Regions from separate parts of the Homo sapiens genome. Here region 1 is linked to region 2. The links are chromatin loops, found by intact Hi-C in ENCODE. Cell type or tissue: CD14-positive monocyte. All regions are shown on one strand. Each heading gives the region's core, and the rest is flanking DNA. Links, peaks and the distances in the headings are about the cores only.

What was found. Hi-C counts contacts between places; a loop is a spot of excess contacts. Peaks named below come from ENCODE experiments on the same cell type or tissue, not always from the same donor. Only the 100,000 strongest peaks of a DNase experiment are listed, where the experiment ranks them.
Region 1: it touches region 2 in a loop (2.5-fold over the local background); 7 of 110 quality-filtered maps call a loop at or near these places.

Annotation. Positions count from the first base shown.
Region 1 is chr14:20,793,216-20,796,138 of GRCh38, forward strand. The region is part of intron 1 of LOC107984671 (a long non-coding RNA gene); the gene reads right to left. The region is part of intron 3 of LOC105370397 (a long non-coding RNA gene); the gene reads left to right. Among named protein-coding and RNA genes, the nearest start is that of RNASE1, 8.2 kb to the right of the region's middle. In CD14-positive monocyte, for the core only: no CTCF peak of the experiment used is centred there; a DNase peak (open chromatin) is centred at 1,636; H3K4me3 peaks cover 849 bases; H3K27ac peaks cover 1,814 bases.
Region 2 is chr14:20,713,962-20,716,884 of GRCh38, forward strand. LOC124903282 (a long non-coding RNA gene) reads right to left here and starts at 1,762. Exons shown (of 2, transcript XR_007064061.1): 1 at 1-1,762. In CD14-positive monocyte, for the core only: no CTCF peak of the experiment used is centred there; DNase peaks (open chromatin) are centred at 1,130, 1,660 and 2,190; H3K4me3 peaks cover 1,492 bases; H3K27ac peaks cover 2,407 bases.

The sequences.
Region 1 (2,923 bases), core at 274-2,773, 79 kb after region 2:
TGATAGGAAAACAAAGATTGAGTATAATGTTAACTGTAGGGTTTCTGTAGATGATGTCTTATTCAGTTCAGGCTGCTGTAACAAAAATACCATAGACTGGGTGGTTTAGACAACAAACATTTATTTCTCAAAGTCCTGAAGGCTATGAAGTTCAAGATCAAGACATCAGCCAGTTTGGCTCCTGGTGAAGACCCACTCCCTGGTTTGCAGTGGGACACCTTGCTCTCTCCTCACATTTCAGAGGGATAATGGTCTTCTCCCTCATGTCTCTTTTTATCAGGGCACTAATCTCATGAGGAGAGCTCTATTCTTATGACCTAATTACTGCCCAAAGGCCCCATCTCCAAGTATTAACACACTGGGGGTCAGAGTTTACATATGTAAACTTTGGAATGATATAAACATTTAGCCCATAGCAAATACCCTAAAGGTTGAGAATTTCCCTTCCATTATTAGTGTGCTGACAGCTTTTATCAGAAATGAATGTGGGGTTTTGTCAAATGCTCTTTATGTGTCTGCTGAGAACATCAAATGGTTTTTTTTTAAGTTTGTTAGTATGATGAATTATATTGATTGACATGAAAAATTACATCAACATTTGTTCCTGGAATAAACCCCACTTGGTAGTGATATATTATTCTTTTTATACATTGTTAGGTTCAAACTGCTAAAATTTTGTTTAGAGTTACATTTATGAGAACTATTGGTCTGTAGTTTTCTTCTAAATGTCTCTGGATAATTTGTCTTGAATGACATCGGAGAATTAGTTGGAAAACCTTTTCTTCTGGAGTAGTTTGTATAGAATTAACATGGCTTTCTTAAATGTTTAATAAACTTCACCAGTCAAGCATAAAGTTTTCTTTGTGGAAAGGTTTTTAACTGCAAATTTAATTGCTTAAATAGATCTATGGCTATTCAGGTTACCTATTTTTTAAGTGAGCTTTGGAAATTTGTGTCTCTTAATTACTTTTCCATTTTATTGAAGTTTTTAAATTTATTGACATAAAGTTGTTCATCATATTCTCCTATTATCTTTTTGCTATCTGTGTAATCTCTGAGGAAGTCATCTCTCATTTCTGATATTGGTTGTTTGTGACATCTTTTCTCCTCCTCAGCTTAATGAGAGGTTTAGCAATGTTGTTGATCTTCTCAACGAAACAGGATTTGGTTTTATTAAATTCCTCTCTCATTTTTCTGTTTTTTATTTCATTGATTTCTGCCCTGACCTTTATTGATTTCTTTCTGCTTCCTTTGGGTTAAATTTTATCTTTTTCTATTTTCTTAAGGAGGATCCTAAGATCATAATTTGAGATTCTTCCACTTTTCTAATATAGGTATTTAGCGATAAAACCTTTTAACCTAAGTAACAAACAGAGAGAGGGTCTTTAAAAGAAAAAGGTATTTATTTGGGAATAAAGTATTGCAATGGGAATACACGTGCCATAGTAAACTATGTGCATATTCAGGGAGGTAAAGGGAGACAAAGGTTTTCAAAAGAAAAACGAAGAGGATTACAAAATTGTTTTGAAATGATTATCCTTGGCTACAAAGATCACTAACAAGGATGACACCAATTTGAGGTTGGATAGGCAGTTGTTGAGTAAAAATCCTTGCAGAAATATTTTTAGATGATGTTGCAATGGCCTTTATGCAAGATGGTGGTTTTTGAGGTCTTTTGTGATAGTTATCAGGCATACAAGCATAAGAATTCTCCCTTCTTAGCTTTCCCCAGCTCTATTGTCAGGATTTTTGTTGTTGTTGTTGTTTGTTTGTTTTTCTGAGATAGAGTCTCACTCTGTCACCCGGGCTGGAGTGCAGCTGTGCAATCTTGACTCACTGCAATCTCTGCCTCCTGGGTTTAAGTGATTCTTGTGCCTCAGCTTCCCAAGTGGCTGGGATTACAGCTGTGCCACCAAACCCAGCTAATTTTTTTTTTTTTTTTTTTTTTTTTTAGTAGAGACGGGGTTTCACCATTTTGTCTAGGCTGGTGTGGAACTCCTGGCCTCAAGTGATCCGCCCACCTTGGCCACCCAAAGTGTTTAGATTACAGGCGTGAGCCACTGCACCCAGGCTTGTCAGGGTTTCTTTAACATTAGTGACTCCGTTTTGATTCTGACAACTTTCACAAAACTTTCTCTTAATTGTACTTTCTTATCATCACCCAATTTTTTATATATTGTATATATTTTAATTTTTTTCTTTTGATTTCTTCTTTGACCCAAATGTTACTTAGAAAATGTTATGTTAGGCTGGGCGCAGTACTTCGCACCTATAATCCCAGCATTTTGGGAGGCTAAGGCGGGTGGATCACCTGAGGTCAGGAGTTTGAGACCAGCCTGGCCAACTTGGTGAAACTCCATCTCTACTAAAACCACAAAAATTAGCTGGGCATAGTGGTGTGTGCCTGTAGTCCCAGCTACTCAGGAGGCTGAGGCAGGAGAATCTCTTGAATCCAGGAGGTGGAGGTTACAGTGAGCCAACATCATGCCACTGCACCCCAGCCTGAGAGACAGAGCAACTCAAAAAAAAAAAAGAAAATGTTATGTTACATTTCATGTGTATATATACGCACGTGTATATATACTCACGTGTGTATATATATACACGTGTGTATATATACACACACATATATAATATAATATATATAATATAATATATATAATTTATATATGTGTGTGTATATATATACACACACATATACACACATACACACATACATACATATATGTGTATATATATAATATATATATACATATATATATAGTGGCAATGGCGCAATCTCAGCTCACTGCAACCTCTGCCTCCTGGGTTCAAGCAATTCTCCTGCCTCAGCCTCCCAAGTAACTGAGATTACAGGCATGTGCCACCACGCCCAGCTAATTTTTGTATTTTTAATAAAGACGGGGTTTTGCCATGTTGGTCA
Region 2 (2,923 bases), core at 89-2,588:
GGTAAACCTGGTAAATGCACTCCAGAAATTCACAGGGGTTCTCATCTGCCTTTGGGAGAACTGCCCTGGCTTTATTTAAGCTCTTTTACATTCTTCTCTTTAACCCTGCCAACACATGCTTTTTATAATGACTGGACAGGGCCATTCCTCCATTGTTGGGGTCCCAAGTAAAATCTGCAAGTGGAGCAGCCATTTCTATTCCTTCCCCATCCTGGGGAGAGGAGCTGACACCTTGGCCTCTCCGGGTCCTGGGCTACATTTGGTAATCCTGGGAGGGCTGGTGCCCCCAGTACCACATGGGAGGGGAAATTTAAGATATTTATGAGGCCCATATCATCAATATCCTCTTCCTTTTGGGTCTTACTATCTGGAAAGAGAAATCTCTTTTTCCCTTTTCTCTACGTCATTCACATAGACCCCTCATGTGCTGAGTCTTTGTTATGTAATAAATGCTTAAACACATGGAATCTCATTTCATTTCCCAGATCTTAGGCAAAATAACGCCAACTGTAATAAGGTGTACTAATGTAAATCACTGTTCAGTAGCCACCATTTTTCAGATTCCAACACATACATAGGCCAAACAGTGTTACAATGAAAAAAAATCATTATCTTTTTTGTTATGAGTTCATAGCTATAAGCTTTCCAATAAGCCAATATACAGCCCAATGGCCACTTAGATGGAATGGAAGTCAAGTTGCCCATTCTCAGGGGAGAGATCAAAAGAACACAAACACACAGATCAACACAGAGTACTCCTGAACCAATTCCTGTAGAAGGAGACTGGGAAGTTAATAAATCTTAGGCTAACTGATACTGCAAAAGACCTGTGTCAGGTCCAAATGGCATAAAGCCCAAATGGCAGAGACAGAGGATTTCTAGCATGCAAACTGGTTTGATTTACCCAGTCTTGAATCCTGTCAACTTCCTCAACTATCATTTTCCTTATACTAATAAAGCATTGCAGGCAGCTGATGCCACAGAGGGGGAAGGAGGGAAAAGATGTTCTTGGCAGCTGCTGGGACAACCCTAGAATCCCAGCTGGGAGGTCAGCTAGCCACGAGCAGCTAATCCTCATGAGAAGTTGTTGCTCTGCCTGGTAGCATGAATGAGTAAGCCCTGGCATGATGCCACAGCCAATTGCTCCATCCATCGGAAACCAGGCACGCTAGACCAGTAGAGACATATAGCCCCATGCTGGGTGATAAAAAATGTAACCAAACTGTTGGAAGTAAGTGCTCGGTGCCACAGAGTGAAAATAGCACTCAGGCAAAAATTTTCTCAGCAAAGCAATTTACTTCTATAGAAGGGTGCATCTCTCAGATGGAGCAATGGTGAGAGCACACCAGACAAGGGAGGAGAAGGGCGTCTTATTCCTAATGCAGCTAGTCCCTACTGCTGTGTCTTTCCCCTGTTGGCTAGGGTTGGACCACACAGTCTAAGCTAATTCCAGTTGGAAATTTTAAAGAGAGTGAGTGTATGAGCTGGAGTGGTGGGGTGAGTAGTTTCATCAGGGAAGGACAGTTACAGAACAGGAGAGTAAGGATGCCTAAGGACAGAACAGGTGATAGAGGCTAGGAGGGGGTTGTTTACTGAAACTAGAGGCAAGGAGGTGTAAAGAACAAGGAAGTTAAACTTCAAAATGGAGAACAAAGAACAGGGAAGCTGAACATACTGACGTATTTGTTCTTTGAAGAGGAACTCAGAACTCATTGTACTTAAATGATTTTTTTCTCCCTCTTGAATTTTTTTTTTTTTTTGAGATGGAGTCTTGCTCTGTCACCCAGGCTGGAGTGCAGTGGTGCAATCTAGGCTCACTGCAAGCTCCGCCTCCTGGGTTCACGCCATTCTCCTGCCTCAGCCTCCTGAGTAGCTGGGATTACAGGCACCCGCCACCACGCCCGGCTGATTTTTTTGTATTTTTTAGTAGAGACAGGGTTTCACCATGTTAGCCAGGATGGTCTCAATCTCCTGACCTCATGTTCTGCCTGCCTTGGCCTCCCAAAGTGCTGGGATTACAGGCATGAGCCACCACGCCCAGCCACCATCTTGAATTTTAAAGGAAGTTAACAGGCTAACTCTGAAGAGGAATTTACTGTATCCTACAATCTCCCCCCTTTCAATTTTCATAGGCCTTCCTCTTCAAACCTTTTTAACATGTCTTGGCTTTGCTGCTTGACTTGATCCTCTAAAAGAAGAAAGCTTTTCTGAATAAGGTGGAGGAAAGTTAAGGGAGGTTTTAGTAGGTGCTGTTTCTTTGCACTGCCCCACGGACGCATGGTATGACACAATACCCAACAAGAATGAGTACACCTATTACGGCTGCAAGAGAAGTAAGAATCGAGGCTATGATCTTTTCCATCTACTGAACCACCTTTCTAGCCATCCTGAGAAAGGGTTATTGACTCCAGAATCTTTAACTAATTCATTGGATAAAGCAGTAAGTCCTTGTAAGACCCTTGTTATGCTCCCAGTGGGGGCAGTGTTGCTTGGGATAAAGGTACAGCCCTGAGTTTTAATCATAACACCAACACTGCCTTTTTCAGCTAATATCACATCTAGGGCCATTCTGTTTTCCCAGGCCATCTGGCTAGTGGGCCCCAATTGTTCTGCTATCCCTTTGACAGCATCCCTGGTGTAATTAATAAACCACTGCTAATTATAATAGACGTAATTTATCCAATCTATGTTTTTATTAATTGTCACCCACAAAATCCTGCAGCTATTTAATCTTGACTCAAATCCTGCAGCTATTTAATCTTGATCTTTAAATTTATCTGGTACTCCTCATGGGACTCCAATTGCATCTAAATAAATGTGGGAGTTGAAAGACCCATAAGGAGCTTCCCTTGTTTTATGATGTTGTATTTTTCCTCTCTCTGGTTGATGAAATGCTAGGGTGGAAGGGATAGCCAATTAAACT